Regions from separate parts of the Homo sapiens genome. Here all the other regions are linked to region 3. The links are chromatin loops, found by intact Hi-C in ENCODE. Cell type or tissue: endothelial cell of umbilical vein. All regions are shown on one strand.

Region 1 (8,000 bases), 180 kb before region 3:
AGTAGGGTATAGAAAGAAAATACAAGAGACCGAATGAGCACTCACTATATTCCAGGCATGCTGCCAGTTGGTTTCACCTACATAAGGATGTTTAATTTTCATTACATTTCAGGTGATCTGTATTATTATTTCAATTAAATAAATGAGGAAACTGAAACTCACAGAGGGTAAAAGGCTTGCCCAAGTTCTCAGAGCTCTAGAGGGGCAGAGTTAAATTGTTTCTTGGTCTTCTGATTCCAAGGCTATGTTCTCTTGTATGTTCTTGGTCTTCTGATTCCAAGGCTATGTATACTATAATGCCTACGAGAGAGAGAAGAGAGGAAACGTACTACGGTTTTCCCTAGTCAGACTCTTTGCATGCATTTTGGGGAATGTGGGGTGGTGGTAAGAGCTCAGGCTTTGGAGAGAGTTTGCAATGTACCTGTAAGGCTGCACCAGTTGTTAAAATAGTAAAAATTGAAATATTTTTATACCAATTGATAGATTTCTGTTGCCCTGAGTCCCTTGAATATTCTCTGTTACCTCAGCCATTCCAGACTCTACTCCAGGATTTTCCATACCCCCCTGTGAGTCAGCAGCCCAGTGGTTAAGTCATTGGACATTAGAGGGCCTTGAGGACCCTAATCCAATTCCTTGGCTAATCTATTCTGATTCATAGGTATCATTATGATATGGTTTGGCTGTGTCCCCACCGAAATCTCAACTTGAATTGTATATCCCAGAATTCCTATGTGTTGTGGGAGGGATGCAGGTGGAGGTAATTGAACCATCGGGGGCTGGTCTTTCTCATGCTATTCTCGTGATAGTGAATAAGTCTCACGAGATATGATCGGGTTTCAGCTTTTGCTTCTTCCTCATTTTCTCTTGCTGCCACCATGTAAGAAGTGCCTTTTGCCTCTCGCCATGACTCCGAGGCCTTCCCAGCCATGTGCAACTGTAAGTCCAATTAAACCTCTTTTTCTTCCCAGTCTCAGGTGTGTCTTTATCAGCAGTGTGAAAATGGACTAATACACTTTACTATATCCATTGTTAATAATTTTGAGTACCATTTCTGCCCCATTCTCCTTCCTCCTCTCTCATGAACCCAGTCCATCTATGGAGATTTCTATCTTTGCTAATATGAGTCCTTGATTTTTGTGGTGCTTTATGTGAAATATGCGTAGAGAAAAGCAGGAGAGGTAGTCCATACAAGGCAGAAGACAGAAACTCAGTTCATCTACATTATAAAGAATTGAGAGGAGATATAGGAAAGAAAATAGCACCTTGAAGGCTGAAGTTTGAGAAAGAGTGCCAGTGTGTTTGCTGAGGATGTGGTCCTGCAACAACAGTCAAATTCAATAAATTAGTAAGGAAGGAAAGATTTCTTGAGACATGTTTTTTGGGAATTGATCTTTCTTAAAGTTTTCAAAGGACATAAGAGAAAATGAGAATTTGTTTCTAATTACTACTGGGTTATGCTTCTTTATATTCTAGTCAATGCAAAGACTGGGCCGCATGAAGCTCCGGATTTCTGAAGGCGACAAGATGATCTCTAAGATTCCTTCCAATGTTAATCACATACAAAACACCTGAATCAATCCCTCAGAGGTTCATCAACTTCTGTGGGTTCTATAGGTAAGATGACAAGCTATGAGGTCACATGAAACTGATCTCAGTATGTGAGTTACAGTCTTGGATGTACCTACATTTGACTGTGAGTTCTTAAGAAAGTATCTTACCTTTATTGGTCTCAGTATTTTCATTCGTAAAATAGTAGGTAACATTTATTGCTGTTGCTTATTTTGAAATTGATTTTGTTGTTACTATTTTTTGAGTTTGACTTGTGCCACTCTACTTTTTGTCTATCATTTAATTAAATCCGTACAGCAAATGCATGAATTATGTATGATCATTTCCTTTTCACAGAGTAGACCTAGAAAACATGAGAGGCATGCATAAGACTCCTTGCTAGACAGCGGCAGAGCTGCAATTCACGGTGTCCTCTCTGCTCCAAATCCAAAGCTTTCTCCTTTACAACATATGGCTTCCCAACCTACCTCAAGACCCTAGACTGGAAGTCATGAGTAAGCTTTTGTCTAAGAGAATGCTTTGAAAAATATAAAATGCCATAGAAATATCAGGGTTTTAAATATATATTATTAGCTACTCATCTTCTTCTCTGTACTTTTTGTTGTTTCATCAAAATTGACCTTATAGATTTGAGGTGGACACTGGGATGCATCTCCCATATCTCCTTCCTTCCTTCTTTCCTTCCTTCCTTCCTCTCTCTCTCTTTCTTTTTTTTTTTTTTTTTTTTGAGACAGGGTCTCACTCTGTCACCCAGGCTAGAGTGCAGCGGTGCGATCTTGGCTCACTGCAACTTCTACCTCCTGGTTTCAAGTGATTCTCCTGCCTCAGCCTCCCAGGTAGCTGGAATTACAGGCAAGTGCCACCATGCCCAGATAATTTTTGTAATTTTTGATAGGACAGGGTTTCACCGTGTTGGCAAGGCTGGTCTCGAACTCCTGGGCTTAGGCAATCCGCTCAACTCAGCCTCCCAAAGTGCTAAGATTACAAACGTGAGCCACTGCATCTGGCTCCAGATCCCTTTTCAATCAAGAACTTGTTACTCTAGTTCCTGAGGTACTGTCAACCTTTAGGGAAGAGATGGCTGATCCCAAGTCACACTCCTTCCTGTAGCAACCTACATCCAGTGACTGATTGATACAGGAGTATAAAGAGCTCTGGCTTTCTTGGCTTCACTTTTGACAACTCTGAAGGGTCATTTTAGTTCCAGAGCTGTTGGTGGGGTTGGCCAAGATAGTTTTAGAGCCTGCATCATGCTTTGCCTTCTCGCTCTGCCAGTCCTGATTGTGGCCTTTCCCTCTTCCACAAGTGTTCATCTCAAGGCATTCCCTGAGAACATCCTGAGTGCTAAACACCTTCTGAGCCTGCTTCCTAGGGAGATCCATCCTGTAACAATATTTTGTTAGAATTGGTTCTTCATAAGTCTGACTTCCCTACTGACTTGAAAACTTCTTGAGGGCAGGAAATGTGTCATATTCATTCCTAAGTCGCCAGTGCTTGGCTTGATATTAGGTCCAGAAAAAAAAAATTCATTGTATGTTCAATGAACCTCTGGGATAATAATAATAATAGTTAACCATTATATAGTATCCTCGATCAGCTAAATTCTATATTAAAGGCTTTGAACATATTAGCCTAAACCTACAACAGTCCTAGAAAGTAATATTATTATTATTACCATTTTACAGATAAGTAAAAGCAAGCACCTAACGGTTCGAAGTTCTACCCAAGCTTACATATCTAGTGGTGGATCTGGGCTTTGATTGCTGGAAGTCTGTCTCTGAAATTCACTCTCCTAGCCACTACTCCTTACTGCTTCTTGTATCTGTGTACCTATCAATCCACCACTTTATTGAAGGGGGATAGGAAAGAGCTAGGTAAGAGGATACGAAGGGTAGTTTTTTTGTTTGTTTGTTTTTTGTTTTTAATTTCAGGGGAACTGGAATTACCACAGAACATTTCTGGGGATGGAGTGTCTGCTTGTTTTGCCTGGAGTCCAGGCAGGGCATATGAAGAGTGTAGGGCAACAGAGCTCCCCAGGTGACTCAGATGCACAGGCAGGTGTGGGAATCCCTGATGCAGGGGGCAGTTTCAAGTGTGCAGAAGGCACTTACACAATTGCCATAACAGAGGCCCTAAGATGTGAAATGATCTGGCAATAGCTACCCTGGTAGAGAGAGAGGAGCCAAGACTCTCCCTTGTTTCAGGGTCCTGGTCCAGGGCTCTTTGAGCTGCACTTCCTGAAGTGGGGCCAGGAATCTGCCTTGGGCATGGGGGGGAACCACATACCTCACACGTGCATCTAGTGATTACTCAGGAAGTGGAGGCTTTGGGGCTGACAAACGGTACACCGGAAAGGAGAGGGGAGAGCCTGCCAGGAGGGGGTCGGCAAAGCCAGTTCCCTCAAAGCATTGTCCTTTCCTTCCTCCAACAGGATGCCAGGAGCCCCACAGAAAAGGGACTCATTTGTCTTCCTTCCCAGCACAATAACCTGTTGCTGGCCTTTCTCTTGGGCCTTGCTCAGAGCAACAGGATACAGTCTTTGCCAGGGGAGAAGGAAGGAAGGAAGGAAGGAGGGGAGGGAAATGACAGGAGCTCAGGATCTCCAGTCCCTAGCCTGGGCCCCGGAGAGACCCAGCACTGTGAGGCCAGGACCCAGACTAGAGCTGTCCAGGTCCAGTCGGCCTGGTATGAGGAACAATTTCGTTTTACAGAAAACCTTAATCAGATGTAAGCTGAGTAACCGTTAGAAGCTGAGCTATCATTTCTGAGCATATCTGAGTGGCCTCTCTCCAACTTTTATCTTAATCTCATTTAGAAAAGAAAAATAAATTGGGTCAATTTAGAACTGTACCTTCTTTCCTTTTTTTATTCATTGTTAAAAAGAAGAAAAGAAGGTATGCATTGGAGTTTGTTTGTTTGCCATGGAAAAACCCTCTTATTTGCTTGATTAAACAAAAATAACACAAGCTACATAGGAAAAATTTCAGCTACATAGACACCACCTTTGTTTTAAGGCTGTAGTAGTTGACATAGCATCTTCTTGCTACTTTCTCTAGCCTTCTCTGTGGACCACAGTGATACATTCAGAAGCCTGTTAGTTAACACAGGAGTTTTTGAACACTTTTCTATTGGTTTTTCACCTGCTCATTGTCCGTCATGCCTGAGGCCTGCAAAAGTAACCTTTAAAATTTAAAGGTGAAAACTACTGGGCACAGTGGCTCACACCTGTAATCCTAGCGCCTTGGGAGCCCAAGGCAGGAGGATAGCTCAAGTTCAGGAGTTCGAGACCAGCCTGGGTAATGTAGTGAGACTCCATCTCTACAAAAAAAAAAAAAAAATACAAAAATTAGCCGGGTGCCGTGGTGTGCACCTGTAGCTCCAGCTACTTGGGAGGCTGAGGTGGGAGGATTGCTTGACTCAGGATCATTGGAGCCTGGGAGGTGGAGGTTACAGTGATCTGAAATTGTGCCACTGCACTCCAGCCTAGGCAACAGAGTGAGACCTTGTCTCAAATTTAGAAAAAAAAAAGGAGGGTGGGGTATTTGGGGGGAAGCTAAAAGAGAAAAAAAAAATGGGGCATTTTTAAAGCTCTTTTTTTAATAATTGAGGTTCTTCTGGTCTCACCCGAAACCTACAGCATCAGAAAGTGCATGTGTGTGGATGGTAGAAGCGTGGAGGGGGCTTAGCTGTGGAAAAGATGGCAGTGGGTGGGTTGTAGAATTGGAATCAATATTGCAATCCACCACAGAGGTATAAACAAAACTGAACAAATCAATGCATTTTAATAAATGTTTATTTGTTGCATTTATGAACACATATAAATGCCAGACCCTGTGCTGGGTGTGGGTTGTACAAAGCTAATTCTGAAGCTTATAGTTCAATAGGTGGCTCAGATGAGTAGTGAATAACTGAGAGCATTAGAATTATTTACACAGGGAGAGTCAGCTGTCTGGGAGACTGGGGGGGCCCTCCTGAGGTCCCTTACCCTGGCCAAGCACATGGGGGAGAGGGACAGATGAAAGTGAGTCTGAGCTCACCTTCCTCCGTGGGAATGGTTGAAGAAATTTGCACTCCTTTTAGATGAACATTCTAATCTTGCCTCTAAGACTCTTCCAAGGTGAAAAAAAAAATTCATTATATTCAGTTAAAACATGGGCCCTTGATATGAACTCTGCTGCCTGTCAAAGAGATCACATAATTAATTTTTAAAATTAAAGTTATTTGGATTTCAGCACCGACAATTTAGTGATGAGACTAGTGCTCTCGCATACACACACACTCTCTCTTTCTCTTTTCTGTGTTTCCCACCTGGAGTTGAGATGCAGATGTGAGGTGGTGAAGAGGGCCTAAAGGCATTTCTGTGATGGGCCCTGAGGAAAGACGGGGAAGAAAACAAAGTCCCTGGCCTGTGTAGCTCCCAGCCCTGCTGGAGGTCATAGTAGAAAGTAGTAGACTGGGACAAGGTCTAGAGTCAACTGACTCCATCCTGTCTTCACCACTCAGAGTTGCCCTTGGAGAAGATTTCCTAAAAGAGGTGAGAAAAACAGGAAGGGTGGGAACGAGCGAGAGGGCCAGGGAAAAAGAGGGGCAGAGGAGACACTCATTTATTAAGTGTGCGCTCTGTCAAGCACTTTACACATAGGATTTCTCTTGGTCTTTACTATTAATACATCTCCATGAATTACAAATGCTCATCCTCATTTTCCCCGGGGTGAAAATGGAGGCTCAGAGGGATGGATGATTCATACACAGTCATATCACTGGAGAGGGGAAGAACTGGGATTCTTCCCCAAACCAGCCTCATTCCAAAGCACATGTTCTTTAGACTACCCCACCCTTTGGATTAAAAACCCTTTCCTGGCTGATTTTGCATTATCTGATGAAACTGAGATGTGACTGGATGGCAGGTGAACCTCGCCTGGTGAAGAGCCACTCCACTGCCCAATGGGGAAGGTGCCCTCTTTCAAGTCAACAAGGGCACACTTTCTTTCTCAGAACTTTAATCATTACTTTACAACTTGTAATTTATCCTCCTTTCTGTAGGTATCTGGTGTTTCTTGATTGTTAAGGAAGGGAGGAAGTTTTGGTTTATTAAAAGAGAGAGAATTTTTCTGGCTAATGTGTGGCCCATGAGCCACAGACTTCGCATCACCTGGGAGCTTGTTATAAAGGAAGAATCACCAGTCACAGTCCTCTAGAATCAGAACTTCAACAAGATCTGCAGATGTTTCATATGTACATTCAAGTTGGTAATGCATGGGATAGAGGACCTGATTTAGATTCAGGCCCGGGTTCAAATTCCCATTCTACAAATAAGACCTTGGGCAGTTTACTGAATTCCTGTGGGTTTCACTTTCCTCACTCATAAACTAGGAAAGATGATGCCCATTGCACAAGCTTGTTGGAAGAGTAAGGGAGCAATGTTAACTTCAGTGCTGCTATTCAGTATGTCAGTATGCCATCCATGAATGGTACTTCTTTTCTGCCCCATCTTCCCTTCCAAAAAAAAGCATTTCCTCTTCAAGAATGTGCACACTACAGAATCTGTTCTCTGAAATAAAATGCTTCTGAAATACTAATCATATCCATTTGACCAGTGCTTTGCAATGTGGTAGCGACTTGTCATGCATGATGATTTAAATTAAAATTAAATAGAACACTTCAGTTTATCTGTTACTGTAGTCACATTTCAGTACTCAGAAGCTGCATATGGCTAGTGACTAGTGTGTTGGACAGCATTGATATTGGACATTTTCATCATCATGGAAAGTTCTACTTGACAGCATTACCTGGACACCTCCTATTTCTCCTGGGTATTTGCTAACCCACAGCTTAACTGCTCATGCAGTAGGAGCTCAATAGGTGCTCCTTGGCTTGAACTCTGCAGCCTCCCTTATTGGAAAAGAGAAATGATTTGAGAATCCCAAGATCTGTTTTCCAATTACTGCTCCATCTACTCATGAAATGTGTGACCTTGGGTAAGTCACTTTTCCTCTCTGAGCCTCAGTTTTCTCATCTGCAAATTTAGAGGGGGAAAGGTAATAAGAATACCTCATATTAGTCTAGAAGCTTTTTCACTTTTTATCTCTTTTGGTAGTTTCAGCAGCCTTTCATCCCATAGGGTGACCAACTCATCCTAGTTTGACTGGTCCTGAAAACTGAAAGTCTCACGTCACAGGAACCCCATCATTCCTAGGCAAACAGGACGGTTGGTCGCCCTACCTACAGGTCCCCTCCAGTTATAAAATCCATGGTCCTGTGCAAGCCTCAGAGTGGTGTGCCAGAAGCCCCAAAACTGCTGCAAATACCAGAGGAGTATGAGCGCAGGCTCTGAAATCAGACAAACCTGGGTAAGATGCTGATGCTCCCACTTTATTTCGATGCAAACTTAGGCAAATTCCTTAATTTCTCTGAGACTTAGTTTCCCCCCT
Region 2 (8,000 bases), 230 kb before region 3:
AGACTCTCCTGGAGGCTGAAACAGGGGCAGTCTGCACAGAGGAGAGGTGTAGAGAGGCGCGATTTAGAAATAAGAAAACCAAATCGTAAAGAAGCCTAATGTCTTGTTGCAACATCTGAAAGAAACAAGATGAATATATTCCACTAGGTGGGAAGCTTAGGGTAGTGGGAAGAACATGGATTCAGGACTTTGAGAAACATGGATTTAAATTTTGATCCCCAATGCCTCTCTGCACTTCACTGTTATCTATAAAATAGAGGAAATAAAAATACTATACATTCAAGTCTTAACACCAACAGTTAACTAGTTGTGTAACCTTGGACAAGTTATGTGACCTCTCTGTCTGAGCATTGTCATTTGTATATGAGATCATGGAGGTTAAATGTCCAACCTGTTGTCACTGTGCACCTCAAAATAATAAATAAAACATTTCATCTCTCAATCAAGGCTAAATCCACTTTCTCTGCTCTTCAAAACTTGACCCTGCCAGCACCTTCTCCAGTAACCTCTAGATTGAGTGAGATCCCTTTTTGTAGTATAATAATAATAATAATAATACTTAAGAAAAACAGTGATAATAACACTAAAAACTAACACATTGATCACTTACTACACAACATGCTCTGGGTACTTTATTTGGATAATTCATTTAGTACTCGTAATAACCTTATCAGTTGTGTTATTATGTTCTATGTATTACAAATGAAGAAACTGAGGCACATAGAGTTTCTATTACCTGCTCACTAGTATCTTAGTCAGTTTGGGCTACTATAACAAAATACCATAAATGGGGTGGCTTATAAACAACAAACTTTTTTTTTTCATAGTTCTGTAGGTTGGGAAGTGCAAGATTAAGGTGCCTGTAGATTTGGTGTCTGGTAAAGGCTTTCTCATTGATGGGTATCTTCTCACTGTAAACTCACAAGAATGGAAGAAGTGAGAAATCTTTCCAGATTTCTTTTATAAGGGACTAATCCTATTCACAAGGGCTGTGCTCTCAGGACACAATCACCTCCCAAATGCCCCACCTCTTAATGCCATCACCTTGGGGGTCAGGATTTCAACATATGGATTTGGGGAGAACATAAACACTCAGATCACAGCAACTGGAAAGCAGGGAATTGGTCCTATCTTCCCAGAGAATCCCAAGCATCACTCCATCTTGATTATATGACCATGATATTTCCCTTTCAGCTCCACCAGACTGGAGGCTTTCCTGAAATAGGGACTTAGTGTAATCTAATTTTGTATTCCCAAAGTTTAGCACAGAGTAGGTGCTCCTTGAATTTGAAATGAAATAAAATTGACTTCTTATGCAAAGGCAATAGACCGTATTTAATAGAAAAGGCTCTGAATTGAGAAGGTGACATCCCCCATCAGAATGTTGCAGAACTAGACGTCATTTCACATGGAAGATACTCTGCCAGACTGGCACAAAGCAAAGACAACAGCAATGTACACAACAACCAAAAAAATAACAGAAAACCCTGCAAAGCCCCAGAAGCCCCCAAACTAGAAAATGTAAGACCCTTCCCTTCCCTACCTAAGCGGAAGACCCTTAATACATGTTTAAAGTGTTTGGTCTAGAAGTTGCCACTAGAACCTCAGTGAATGGTACATGTGATTGTCACACATGGATATGCCCAGTAAACGGCAAAGGAAAACTTCTTGAGGCTCTAATCCCAGAGTGCTGGCTCAGCCATTCTTAACAAATTCTTTTGTTCTTCTCACATATTCTTGTGTTGAAAAATTTCATGGGGTATTGTTGGAGTCAGGCCTCAGGACTGAGGGGAACTCCCTGATTATTGCAATCAAGATCCTGATGCTAGTAGTCGCAGCACAGGAGAAAAATAAAACCCCTATAAACATATAGAACAAAGCTCAACTGAATTGATCATTAAAGAAATTCAAACTAAGTAATGAGATAGTTTTTCAACGTTTACAAAAGTTAATACAATCAACAATATCTAATTTCAGTGGGGCTTTGGGGAAACATGTATGCTTATGTCCTATTAAGTGGGAGTACAACTTTGGAGTCTCCACCCAAACCTTGTTTCTAGGATTCTATCACTCAGAAATACCAGCACGTGTGCTCACAAATATATTTTCAAGCAGATTCATTCCAGCAACATTTGTAACAGTGAAACACTGGATGCTTCCAAGGTAGGAAAATGGCCTAAAAATTTCATGGTATATTCATGCAATAGTTAGGGAGCAACGAAAACAAATAGAATAGGTCTGTATGTATTGACACAAAAAGATGACCAGACTGTAGCCCTAAGAAAATGAACCTTGGCTGCACAGGAGGCCTCTAGCACTCTGCTCTAGTTCTTTGCCTGCTTGGATTGGTCCTTGCTTGTGCCACACCAGAGAAATAACTAAGTGGCTGTCGGGGATACAGATGGGAAGGGAAAGGAGAATATAATTTTTTTCATTTATATTTTTGATTCCCATCTCATCCTTGCTTTCTTCTATTATAATGTACATGAATGTTTTAGTGTGTTCGGGCTGCTATGACAAAAATACCATAAACTAGGTAGTTTGTAAACAATAAACATTTATTTCTCATGGTTCTGAAGGCTGGGAAGTCCAAGATCAAATGCCAGCAGATTTGGTGTCTGGCAAGGGCATGCTTCCTCATTGATCTCACCTCCTAACTGTATCCTCACATGGTGGAAGGGACAAAGGAGCTCTCTTCAGTTTCTTTCATAAGGACACTAATTCTAATCATGAGGGCTCCACACTCATGACCTAATCATCTTTCAAAGTCCCCACCTCCTAATACCAATACTAATACCAATACCAATACTAATATTTTGAAGGTCAAGATTTCACCATATGATTTTGGGGGCTAGGGGCACAAACATTCATACCACAGCATCACATTTTTTGGGGTTATCACTATTACTTTATTTGTTCTTTTTCAAAATCCTGGTGTTCAGTAAAAGCAAAGCCAGACTCTTGATGTGATGACAGTGCTATGTGTAACACAAGTATGGACAAAGCCCTTTGGTAATAGAGAAAAAAATGTAACAACAACAAAATCCCACCAGGAAGAGTGGGGAAAGGTGTCACTGAAATGGGATACCTAAGATTTTGCCTGGGCCTTGACTGGGAGAACAATGACGGCAAAGCCTTCCAGGCAGAGACACACAAGAGCCCAATCCGAGAGGCACGAAACCATGTGAGCTGTGGTGCGTCTGCAGCAGGATGACTTCCTTGGTGTTCAGACAGTTTATTCCATCTTGGGAGGGGGCACCAGAAGCACAGTCTAAGGAACAGCCTGGATTTAGCTCTAGTTGGGGAGCAGCCATGGGGAAAGAAGGCAAGAAAGCTACAATGGATAGTTTGCACATTGTTTTCATCTGACCTGCTGTGGAATGTGGCTCATAACTCATCTGCATATGCAGCTATTGAGGTGGACAAAGGAAATCCAGCCAGTGGAAATTCCTGGGAATCCATAATGAGGCCCAAATAGGAAATGCCAGTGAAGAGATTTTACTGGTGCCAACCCCAAATACCAACGTTCATGCTGTGTTCAGAGAACCTTCATTGCTTGTCAACTTTAGATGAGACATTTTGGCAAATGGTAAATCAATAATAATTGGGGTCCCATTGATATTATCCTTTCCAACCCTTTGCATGTAACTTGATGCTTCAGGAAGCTTTGAGTCAGGGATGATTATTCTAATTTTACGGATCTTAAATTGAGGCTCAGGGAGGTTTGGTAAATTCTTCAAGTTCACACAGCTAAGGGAGACAGGATGATATCATAAAATAATCCTTTCAGTTGGAATGATATAGGCCTGTTTTAAAATCTCTATTCCATGACTCACTATTTGGGTGACTTTGGGCAATTTACTTTCCTCTCTGCATTCATATTCCTATCTGTAGAATGTAGATAACTTTACTTCACAGAACTGTTGGAAGCATGGAATGAGATTATATATGTTGCCTACTTGCTACCCATATCCCCCTTCTTCCTCAGTGACTCATGCCTAATTTAGGGTGGAGGAGGCAGCACATACACCCTATTAAAACATTCAATTTTCCAGTCTCCCTAGCACCTGGGGGTGGCCACATGACATTGTTCTGGCCAATGAAATGTAAGCATAAGTCTCAGGGAAGGGTTTCTGGTCCTGAATAAGAAAGCTAAACCTTTTTGGTAAAAGCCTTTCTTCTCCTTTTCTTCCTTCTTGGAATAGGGAAAAGAGACCTGGAGATGCAACAGCTGTCTTAGAAAAACGATGAGTGGGTCTTTGGTGGTATTGTTGGACTGCTTTTCTTGGACTCCTCACGGCTTGAGACAAGTGGACTGTAGGTAGTTGAAGTGATTTGCAGCTCACCATATTTCTGGCTGATGGAGTAATTAAGGCTTTGACTCATCATACATACTCAATGAATAGCAGCCATTTTGATCAAGGCAGGGACCTTTCTCTGAACTGTGAGAATTTAATTCCCTGCACCCTACACATAAAACAGCATTAACATGCCCAACCATCCCCACCGACACTACACAGCACTCTTCTCTGTTCTCTGCCTTGCTCACCTCCAAAGTTGGACACACAGCCCTCTCCACCTGCAGATCAGCATCAGTTTAAATGAGATAACATGTAAAATCCATAGCACAGTGCCTGGCAAACAAGTATAAAACAAATGGGATTGTCCTTTTTTGAGACAGAAGGTTTTAAAGCAACCTCTGCAAATGAGCCTTCCTGCTTAACAAACATGTATGAAAAATTTTAGAGGGCACTATGACCTGCAAGATAAAGAAACTGAAGCAGTTTTGCATGGCATTCAAATCTCCAACCTATGCCTAGAGCTCTGGGCTCCTCTTCCTGAGTCCATAGATAATGTCCCCTCCCCTAAAACTCCCCCAAAAACTCACAGGAAAGTTTTTGTCCCCATCTGGTATTGCACTCATCTAATCATAGTCATTGTGGTTGCCCTTCCCACTGAAGGTGAGAAGTACATCTCATTTTTCTTTGTAAGAATTGTAGATCAGCCTCAGTTTAAATGAGATAACATGTAAAATCCATAGCACAGTGCCTGGCACTGATATTTATACAAAATTTGTACAAAAATTATACAAAATTTGTATAAATTTATGGAGTATAAGTATAATTTTGTTACATGGATATATTGTGTAGTGGTGAAGTCTGGGCTTTTAGTGTATCGATTACTGGAATAACATACATTGTACCCATTAAGTAATTTCTTATTATCCACCCCCCTGCCACCCCACACCTTTCTGTGTCTTCAGTGTCTACTATTCCAGACTCTAAGCCCATGAGTACACATTATTATGTTCTCACCTGTAAGTGAGAAGATGCAGTATTTTTCTTTCTGTGTCTGAGTTGTTTCACTTAAAATAATGGCCTCCAATTCATGTTGCTGCAAAAGACATAATTTCATTATTTTTCTTGGCTGACTAGTATTCCATTATGCATATATACCACATTTTCTTTATCATTTTTCCTTGACCCCCTAGTAACCCTGCACAGTACAGGTACTCAATTGTTATTATCAAATGACTAAATATGGTTCTAGTCTATGCCTAGGAGTCTATTCACATGAAGGTTTTAGCTGTTTCCTGAACACAGCTCAGCATTTCTATGCCTCAGTACCATTGAACATGCTATTCCTTTGGCTTAGAATTCTCCTCATCCATTTTATCCCTGCAGGACTCCTACTCATCCACACACACCACCTCAAATGTCACTTCTTCCAACTCTCTCAGTTGCTCTCTCCCCTATACTCTTAAGGCATCTTATACTTATTTCTACTACAGCACATAACTCACTATTATTGTGAGTCATCTACATGCTTCTCTTCCCTGCCAGACTGTGAGCTCTTAAAAACATTTACTATTTTCTTCTGTCAATTGTATTCAATATACGCCTGGCATATGGTAGATATTGAGAATTTTGGTGAATCTGGTTGCACAAAATTTACAAAACATTCTGGCTTTCAGTTGTTGCCACCCCTATTCCTGTAATGAGACTTGTAATATCAGGGATTATGGGGGAAAGTGAAAGGAAATGATCCTTTATTCAGCGTCTACTATAAACCAGGCATTTTTGTTGTCCAAGTTGCTTCCAGAAAAAGCATGAAACATGCTCTCAAAGAGCTGTGACTTCATTGTGGAGATACACTATACTTACACAAATGTTTTAGAGGTTGGTGCCTTTTTCACTTTGAATCACACCTCCTGGGGTGACCGACTCACTACACATCCATGGCTTTAAGAATTTCAGGTGCCCCCCCAATGGCCCTGTCTGTATTGTGACCTCTTAACCCACAGAGACACCAGAGCCTGACCCAAGCTACCTTAGTCAGATTCTCTTTAGTAGAAATATGAAAATTGGAATGAGTTGCTGAAGAGATTGGGAGTTGCTGGGGAAAGAGTCATGTTTGTGGCAGTCCTCAAGGGTGAAAGAGAGACCATGAAGAATTTCAAGAAACCAGAATTGCCCTGGGTCCTCCTATCTTGGTAGTTCAGCATTTCCTTTGATTCTCTGAGACACCCCCAGCATTCTTCCAATAAATGTTTCCTTTGCTTAAGCAAAAGAACTCCATTTTAGATGCTTACAAGTAAAAAAAAAAATATGACCAATGTAGTCCAAAAGAATTTCCTGTTTTGTCTCTGAGTTGGTTAGGATTTGCATCAGCTGCAAGTGATAGAAAATTCAAAATAACGATGGCCTAAAAAGAGTACAAGTTTATTTTTCTCAATGAAATGTAGGCAACCAGGTCTAGTTGCCTAGTTCTCAGGGATTCAGGTTCCCTCAGGGATTCTTGTTCCACCAGTCTCAGGATGGAGCTTTCATCTTGTGGACCAAGATGGCTGCTCAAATTTCAGGCATCATGTCATTACTCTAGCTTACAGGAAGGAGGAAGACATGCTCCTCCCTCTAAAGATGTATCCCAGAAGCTGAACACACCATTTCTGCTTAGTTACATAACTCCCATATGCCAATTATCTTCCATTTGCCTCCCCAAATGCACTGCCTACTCCTCGTCGTCTGCTGTCTGTCTTTGTGGGTTGGCATGTGTCAACCACATCAGTGGGCTATTGTAACCTTTGGTTTCTATGGTTCTAGCTCAGACAGTAGGGATTCTAGCAGGAGATCAGAAAAAGAGAAGAGTGAGGTCAGGGTATTTATTTTTCTGGATCCCTCCCATCAAGGTTGCATTGGCTGGCTCTGTCCCTCAACTCAAGATAACTGATCCTTGCAAAATGAATGGCACTACTTGACTCTCTCTTTTTCCAGGTTCTGGTAACTCTTCCTTCTCTCCATCCCATGCAGCCCCAAAGGAGTTAACAACAGCCTGGCTGACATGAGCTTTGCTTACTACACTACTCTTAAAGTTTCTCCATACCCAATCTCAGTCATTAGCCCCTTTATAAATCAATCTTCTTGGAGTTATTCTACTTTGAATATATCATCTATACTATGTGGGGACTTTGACACATCCATTTAAGTATAAGGATTTTATTATGGGCCATGTACTCAACCTAAAAACTGAAGGCTGTGTTACTAAAAAAGAGGAGGACCAATATTATAGGATGATTAGCAGTCTTTGCCACAGTCCCATCAGTCTTTCATGATCAGTTCTCCTGTTTTTTATGTCTACTTTTTATAGCTTGAACCTTCTATTCCCTACTGTTAATATCCACAATAGAAGGAAATCAACATCTTTCTTACCTCATACAAGATTGTAAGAACCTACAGATCCACCTCTATATGGGAGAGTTATAATTGTTGATTAGTCCTGTTTGACCCAGGCAGGGTAGTAAAATCAACATATGCTCAGTGAATGTATGAATGACATGATGGAACTATGTTTTCATTTTTTTCAATTGAAAAACTGGTATATTGTACCACAAAAAGGTTTAACTCCCTTCTAGCTCTGATCTCCAAGTATTATTTTGTCAGTTCTATGTCACAATATTCCATGAGTCATAGAAAGAAATATAGTAACAGTGGAGATTAGAG
Region 3 (8,000 bases):
CTGACACCTAAGAAATGCTCAATGTATGGTCCCTACATGGTGTCACTGTGATTGTTGTCGTTGTGGTTACGCTGGGTTGGGCAGCTCGCCTTGTGAAATAATGAGCTCCCATTGCTGAGACCGTTCAGGCACAAGTTGAATGAGTTCGGGGGACAAAAAGAAATACGTTAGAACAGGAAGTCCCCCAAATTTGGCATCCCTCAATACCGATCTGGTGACTTCAGAATCACCTGGGAAGCTCAAACAGCACCTCAGACCAGGGATCGAAATCCCGGAAGGCAAGCTCGTCTAAAAGTACAGCTTCATGTGTAAACCACTGATCTAGGCCAATAGTCCCTGCACTTTTCATCTTCAAAGACCCTTCTGTGATTCCCTCCTGCCCCACTGACTGCACAGTGTAAAGTATGTTGTTGACCAAACTAGATTTAACTCACAATTAATTTACTCTCTAACTAAATTATTAATCAAAGCCCCAGAGTTCATTAAACAATTATTGAATACCTACTGTGTGCCAGGCACTGTGCTGGACACTGGTGGTCTGGCGGATAGACAAGGACTCTGTCCTCATGGACTTACCAGTCTGGGGAGGGAAAGCAGAAAATGAACAAGAATTCAAATACTGACACTGAAGCCAAGAGAATCCAGCTGAGCTGAAGGCACCCAATATTCCTACAATGAGCAGATATGGGTGTATCAAAAGCAAAAGCAAATAGAAGCCTGGCACGGTGGCTCACATCGGTAATCCCAACACTTTGGGAGGCCGAGGCAGGCAGATCGCTGCCTGCCTTAGAATATATTGTGATAGAGAAGAGTCCATGAGTTCAAGACCAGCCTGACCAACATGGTGAAACCCCATCTCTACTAAAAATACAAAAATTAGCCGAGCGTGGTGGCGCACTCCTGTAATCTCAGCTATTCAGGTGGCTGAGGCACAAGAATCCTTTGGACCCGGGAGCAGAGGTTTCAGTGAGCTAAGATCATGCCACTGCATTCCAGCCTGGGGGACAGAGTAAGATTCTGTCTCAAAAAAAAAAAATGGAACTGTATAATTCCCCTGAGAAAGGTGGGTGTACCCCTCAACACACAAGCACACATGCATATACCACAGCATTATTATTTTCATGGATCCCAAAAGGTCCAGGTCCTAGATGAAGAACATGTAAGGCCTCATGAAGAAAGTGCCTAAAGCCGGCATACAGGAAGACCCTGTAGACCAGATTCCTGCCTATGTGACCAGTTGCACTGCCTGCCTCACCTGTGAGGAACTACTAGCAGCTGCCCCCAAACACTCCAAGTAGAGTAGCTGAGAGGATGGGCTCTGAAGCTAGGCTGCCCAGGGCTGAATTCTAGCTCTATTCCTTACTAGCTGTGTGAGCAAAGGCAAGGTGCCTGTTCTCTATGTGCCTATGTTTCCTCTTCTATAAAGTGGTCTGAATAATACCTACTTCACAGAATTGACATGGGAATCAGAGAGATGGCACTTAAAACAGGTGGTAAGCACTCAATATGTGACCCCTTTTTTTTTTTTAACCTTTGATGCTCTCTCTCCCTGGAGTAACCCCTTTCCCCCTTTCTCTGCCTGGAGAGCATATCAGCCCAATGTCCCTTCCTTTCCAGAGGCCTCCTTGCTTTACTTCATCAAGTAATTTGATGCTTTTCCTCTATGTTCTTGTGGCTCTTTTTAGACACCTCTTAAGCACCCGTCATATTGCAGTCATTTGTCTTACTGTTGTGTAGGTGTTTGCCCTCTTCACTGGATTATGAGTTCTTAAAAAGCAAGGGCCAGATTTTATATATCTTTTCATCTCTAGGGACAAGACAGTCCCTGGAGTAAACAGTTGACACTATCTGTTGAATTAATGAGTGGACAGATGGATGATGGATAGATGAGTGAAGTGACTTGCCCAGGATCACAGAGTTTAAATCCAGGGTCTCTGTTTAATTTACGTTGGGAAAATTACTCTTCTGAGCCTCTGGTTTCCCATCTGGAAAACAGATTTGATAATAATGGCTCCTACATCTTGGCATGGGAGGGTTCAACAAAGTACACATAGGGAAGTATTCAAGAATATAAGCTCTAGAGTCAGATTGCATGGGTTCAAGTCCCAGCTCCACCACTTATGAGCTGTGTGATCTTTGATAAATTCTTAACCTTGCTATGCCTAGAGGAGGCAGAACACATTAATGAGCTGTTCAGAAAATTAAAAGACATACTCTCTGTGAAGTCCCCAGTGCCTGGCTCAGAGTAGGTATTCAGTAAGTAAATATTGGTTTCCTTCCCCCAACCCCCACCTTCTCCAGACCTGTAGGGTTTGGACTCTGAATACCCAAAACAGCTGTTCAAATGCCATGTTTTGTTCCTAGTGACTAATGTCCCTTAAGCCAAGGTTGGAAAGGCGACTCCAGAATTGAGCTTACACTTGGGTACTGAGTTAGATGAGGGGAATGTGGCTGAGTGGTTTATTTAATTAATAAGGAAACTTTTGAAAGGAGACAGTTTAAAATCAACAAACATAATACAAAATTGAAAGCAAGAGCTAACCCACAATTTCATATATGGGTTTCATATGTCATTGGAATATTTCTTTATGTAAAGCTATGAATAACAGGATCATCCAAACCCAAAATAATGTATTACAAACCATAAGAGCAGTGATCAGAATTGGTTTTGCAGCAAATTAGCCAGTTAATCAGTGTACAACATTGTAACAATTCTTGAATTTCCTTCTTCTCTATCACAATGTATTCTAATAAACTATTCAAAATTCTCCAATGGTCACATGTCAATTACTAAGCCAAAAAGTATGGAAGAAAAAGGGAAATATCTTTTTATGTTGGACCTAGTCTCCCATCACATGCCCACCCAGAACTCCCCAAATCTCCTTCTTACTCTGGGGTTTGGAAGAGGCTGAAATGTGGGTACTCAGGGCCCTGGAAGCTGGCAAGTATTTGGCAGTTCAGTTCAAAGAGGAAATCCGAGAGGGTAGGGGCCTCAGCGGGACCGAAGGGATGAGATGCACAGAGAGGGAGGGAGAAGGGCAGGAATCTTATTAGCAAAACTAGCTGCCTGCCAAGTAGGGCATGTGTCTGAATTTCTGAAGAAAAGAGAGGATAGTTGCTGTTAGTTTTAACTTCAGTCCTTCAAAACTTGGGTAAAAAGGCGAATTGTGCGTGTGTATAATACTCCACTCTCTATTTCCCAAATAAACTCTATCTGTATCTTCCATCTGAATCTTTCTTAACCTGACCCTTACTTATCCATACCTTGAGCTTTGTTGAAACCCTGTTCTAAGAACTCCTTCCTGATCTCTTCCGTTTGGGAATGAATCTCTACCTTCTTCTCTTACGTGCCCATGGTACTTTGTGTCCCCACTTTAAGACTGCTCACAGACTTACTTAATTATACGCCAGCCAACTTCCTTCATTCTTTTCCCCACTTACGTTCCTCTTTTTAAATAGCTTTATGGAGATATAATTGACATACAATAAACTGTGTGTATTTAAAGTGTACAATTAGATACGTGCAGACATGAGAAACTCTCAGTACCAGATAGTAAGCATGTCTACCACCCTAAAAGGTTCCTTGTGCTTCTCTGAATCCTTTCCTTCTGCCTCACTTCCCCAAACAACCATGGATCTGCTTTCTGTCACTGTAGATCAGCTTGCATTTTCTAGAGTTTTCTATAAATGGAATTATACAATATGTACTCTTCTTTCATTGGCTTCTTTCACTGTGCACAATTCTGTTGAGATTCATCCCTTCAACCTTCCCTCCTTATTGGATTGTGGACTTCGCCAGGCAGGAACGATGGCTCGCCCGGGGCATGGAGCTCAGTGATGGGCACAAAGCAAGACTCATGGAGGAGGATGTGTTTGGCAGCTCTGGATTTTGTGGGAGAATATATGTGGCTTTCAGGCTGGACTCGGTCACTTGTAGCTGCGTAGCCAGCAGTCAGTCAGTTACAATCGCAGCCTCAGCTTCCTCATCTGTAAATTGAGGGTGATGATAAACTCCCTTCTCTCTGGAGGGTTCTGTGAGACTTCACTGAGCCAGGAGATAAAGTGCTCTGTAAACTGTGAAAGGTCAGTCCTGGGCAAAGGATTAGGCCTGGATCAAGCCAGCAGCACACTGGGAATGCCCCAGATCCCAGGGCTAGTCAAAGTCAGCGTTGTCATCCAGGGAAGCCATGTGGATTTGAGATTCCTCATAGAAATAGCCAATAAGGACTATGCCTGGTGGACTTTAATCCTGGCCCAGTCGCCAGAATGTCAAGGTTTCTTTCCCCTTGACCCTCCCCCCTTCCTCTGCGTGGGCTGTATGTATTTATGAGGTCTCTCTCCCTCCAGAGAGCCACACGTGACCGGAGGATTCCTCCTCTGGCCTGGAGCCGGCTGATAAGGGCAGTCCATCTGCTGGGGGCTCCCAGGACCAGCAGAAACAGGAACCAAGCTGGTGGAAGGGAGCAGGGGAGACTGCCAGGCCTGGCTGCAGCTTCCTCTGGCTAGAACTGAGGAGAAGGGGGAGAAGGAGAAAAGGAAATATTTGTCGCATATTTAAAGTCAACTTGACCTATAAAATCACACCAAACTTGGGGAGGCTGCCTATCTCCTCTGATGGACTACATTTCTTATATGGTATTGCTTAATAAAGAGAAGTATGGTGAACTGGAAGAGCCCAGAGATGGAGATTCAAGGCCTAGCACAGTCACTAATTTCCTATGTGAGCTTGCAAAAGCTGGTTTCCGTCTCCGGGCTTTACTTAATTAGAACCATTAACTGAATACCTACTGTGTGTTAGCCACGACACTGCATTTTCCATATGCTTTTATAAATGTAACCTTCAAAGCTATCCTGAGAAGTGAATATTCTTCCTCTCATTTTACAGTTGATGAAGGTGAAGTAACATGTACAAAGTCACCTAGGAAATAGCCAAATTATGAACTTAGTGCTATCTGGCAACAGAATCCACATTATTATTATTATTATTTTTTGAGAACTTAAGGACAGCAATTCTCAAGGAATTAGCTTAATACTGAATTATTTGGCCGGGTGCAGTGGCTCACATCTATAATCCCATGACTTTGGGAGGCCGGGGCGGGTAGATCATCTGAGGTCAGGAGTTTGAGACCAGCCTGGCCAACATAGTGAATGAAACCCCATCTCTACTAAAAATACAAAAATTAGCATGGCGTGGTGGCGCTGGCCTGTATTCCCAGCTACCTGGGAGGCCGAGACACGAGAGCCGCTTGAACCTGGAAGGTGGAGTTTGCAGTAAGCTGAAATGGCACCACTGCACTCCAGCCTGGGCAACAAAGTGAGACTCTGTCTCAAAAAAAAAATTATAATAATACTAATAAATAATAATAATAGCAAATTATTTCTTGCTCATACTCTGTGGAAAGAAGGCTCTGTAACCAACTTAATATGGGGAATGCTGCATACAGCATATCCCTGTCTTGAAGACCCACAATTTCATTTTCATGTCTTAGAAGGTTCTGAAAAATCTTGGAGTAAAGAGATTTAACTCCTTCATTTAACCAAGGTCTTTGGGTTCAAGGCATGAATATATGGCCTCACAGGCAGCCACCAGTCCCAAGAATGAGTTCTGCTTGGCTGTGTCCTCACACATCCTCCCTCAAGAGTCCCTCATCATGGAGCTCAGCCCTCTGGCAGTGATCTGCTAAGGTCTGTCTTTCCCTGGAAAAGGGCTTTCCAAACTTTAAAGTGCTGCATGAACAAAAGGCCTCATTCCCCTAACTCCTAGTGAAGCAGGCTTACAGTCCCACAGGACTTTTCATGTTCTCATCACACTTACTTTATATTGAACCTACAGGCAGTGGCCAATACATTGTCTAGCTTGGAGCAACTCCTTTCTGCTCCGTGGGCCTCAGTGTCCCCATCTGTCAAATAATATATTTGAGCTTTCTGTGATTCAGACACTTTTAGTCTTTTCTTATCCACACTTCTCTTTTTCCCTACCTACCACATTTCTTATTAAACCAAGTCTTCTGTTATTCAGGAAATAGTTTTATCCTCCCATATACCATAATAATAAGCATTTCTTGAACGTTTGTCATGTGTAAGGCACTGTGCTAAAAGCCTTATAGATAGCATCTCATTTAAGCCTCTCCATACCCAAGTGAATTAAACACTATTATTATCCCCTTTTATAATTGTGGAAACTGAGGCATTAAGCAGTTGAGTCATGGATCACATGCCTCATGAGGAGAACAGCTGAAAATTACAATCCAGCATCTTCCCATGGCTCCCTGATCCTAGGCTGTGAATCAGGACCAGTCCTTGGACCTGAGCTCAGCCCAGGTCTCAGATTACGGAAAAGAGACAAGGGTCCAGGGAAGTTTTTGTTGTTGTTGTTGTTTGTTTTTTGTTTTTTGTTTTGTTTTGTTTTGGCCTTTTGTTGTTGCTGCTGAAACCCATGAAGCATCCTCCTTTCTGTTTTGCAGAGGAAGGAAATATGGTTATACTTTCCTTGCTAAGGAAATCCAACCCTCCACAAGGCAGCTTTCTTCCCATCCCCTTGACCTTTTAGGAAAAAGGTGAGGCCCCTGGGAAGGCTCTGGGGGAGACCAGAGGAGCTCAATGTGCCCTGTCTAGGGCAGGGGTATTTTTAGAGCTGGCTGCACACTGTTTACAAGGAAGCCAGTCCCTTGAGCGTGCCCTCGCCCTACAGGGAAACACTGGCCGCCAGCCCCACCCGCTGGCCCAGGCTCCTGCTGGCCCTCCCTTCCTCCCTCCCTCCCAGCTGTTCCTTTCTTATCGTCTCTATCAGCATGTGGGCTCTATCAGCATGTGGGTGTGCTGTCATTAGCACCCTGAGAGCACAACTGAACAAAACTGTAGCCCAGGGCATTGAAAACCTCTCGGAGAGGGCCAGGTGTGACCAGGTACTGGGGAAAAAATAAGAAGCTGCCATCAGTTGAGAAGATGGCCCTGGCAACTGGCTATCAACTGAAAATCCTGCAAAAGGATATTTCTCCTGTGAAGCAGGTGTGGAACCTCATTGTCCCGGACTTCCTGAAAGTGAAGGCCTGACAACTGGAGAGGGTGGCTTGGGGGAATGAAGAGGCCACAGGCCTGGGCCAGGAGCTCAGTTCTGCCTCCAACTCTTACCACAGGCCAGTTGCTCTCAACTGTGACAAGTCACTTACCCTTCAGAGCCTCTCTTTCTGCTGCTGTAAACCAAGGAGGGCTTGAATGGTGAGGGCTGTCCAATCAATGACTGAACGTCTCAGGCTCCTCAGTGATGAAATGAGAGTACTTAGGCCTGCTTCCTGGGGCTAGTGGTGGATATTAAATAGGGTGGTGGTGTTAAGCCCCTGGCACGTGGTGGGCATGCAACGCATGCAGCCATGAAGGATACTTTCCTTATCTTTAGCACTTTACAGTGTCTAGCACAAAGTAAGCACCCAGCAAAAGATGCTCTTCTTTATTCTTGTAGCTCAGAGTTCTTTCACCTCTAAGACTACAAAAGCTCTCTCCAACTATGCAATTTTTATAATTAAGTATTTATTTCTTCTCCCCCAGCCCTGTGCCCATCCTGCTGTGATTCAGGAGTCTCGCAGAAGACATCAGAATGCCTTTCTCTGAGTCACAGTCTGTATCTTCTAGAAAAGGCTGTCCATCTTCACCCCAAGCCCACTGGCTCCTGAGATACGACATCCAGACCCAGTGCAGCTGGACCTGGCCCAGGTAAGCCAGGCTTCCCAGGGTCCGATCCCAAGCTTGCAGGGTTGGGTGGGAAGCTGGACCCAGGCAGCCCCACCCCGTCCAAGCTTCTCCGGATGTGGGTACAGAGATTACAAGGCCTCCAGCCTCCTCAGAGGAAGTACCCTTCCTCCTCTGCCCTGTGGGCAGACTGGACTTCTCTAGCAGCTGCAAGAGACTGCAAGATTGTTATTTGAGGTGGCTAAACTCTCACCAAGTATTCTTCTCCTCACTGCCTCCTCCACCTGCCCCTCCAATTTCCCTCTTCCCTTCCC

The links. A loop is a pair of places that touch in the nucleus more often than their neighbours do. Peaks named below come from ENCODE experiments on the same cell type or tissue, not always from the same donor. Only the 100,000 strongest peaks of a DNase experiment are listed, where the experiment ranks them.
Region 1: it touches region 3 in a loop (5-fold over the local background); 4 of 110 quality-filtered maps call a loop at or near these places.
Region 2: a loop joins it to region 3, with 2.9 times the contacts of the local background. A loop is called at or near these places in 3 of 110 quality-filtered maps.

Annotation. Positions count from the first base shown.
Region 1 is chr1:59,080,315-59,088,314 of GRCh38, reverse strand. It overlaps LINC01358 (long intergenic non-protein coding RNA 1358), which reads right to left. Exons shown (of 3, transcript NR_110626.2): 3 at 68-300. Among named protein-coding and RNA genes, the nearest start is that of HSD52, 62 kb to the left of the region's middle. In endothelial cell of umbilical vein, no CTCF peak of the experiment used is centred here; a DNase peak (open chromatin) is centred at 3,844; H3K27ac peaks cover 2,299 bases.
Region 2 is chr1:59,124,378-59,132,377 of GRCh38, reverse strand. HSD52 (a long non-coding RNA gene) reads left to right here. Exons shown (of 3, transcript NR_027120.1): 3 at 1-442. Among named protein-coding and RNA genes, the nearest start is that of HSD52, 18 kb to the left of the region's middle. In endothelial cell of umbilical vein, no CTCF peak of the experiment used is centred here; DNase peaks (open chromatin) are centred at 3,437 and 3,747; H3K27ac peaks cover 1,929 bases.
Region 3 is chr1:58,895,555-58,903,554 of GRCh38, reverse strand. JUN-DT (JUN divergent transcript) reads right to left here. Exons shown (of 2, transcript NR_108106.1): 2 at 3,843-4,508. LINC02777 (long intergenic non-protein coding RNA 2777) reads left to right here. Exons shown (of 5, transcript NR_183656.1): 2 at 6,465-6,557; 3 at 7,546-7,710. Among named protein-coding and RNA genes, the nearest start is that of LINC02777, 4.6 kb to the left of the region's middle. RefSeq lists a silencer at 1-23 and an enhancer at 4,084-4,378. In endothelial cell of umbilical vein, no CTCF peak of the experiment used is centred here; DNase peaks (open chromatin) are centred at 4,384 and 6,724; H3K4me3 peaks cover 329 bases; H3K27ac peaks cover 3,817 bases.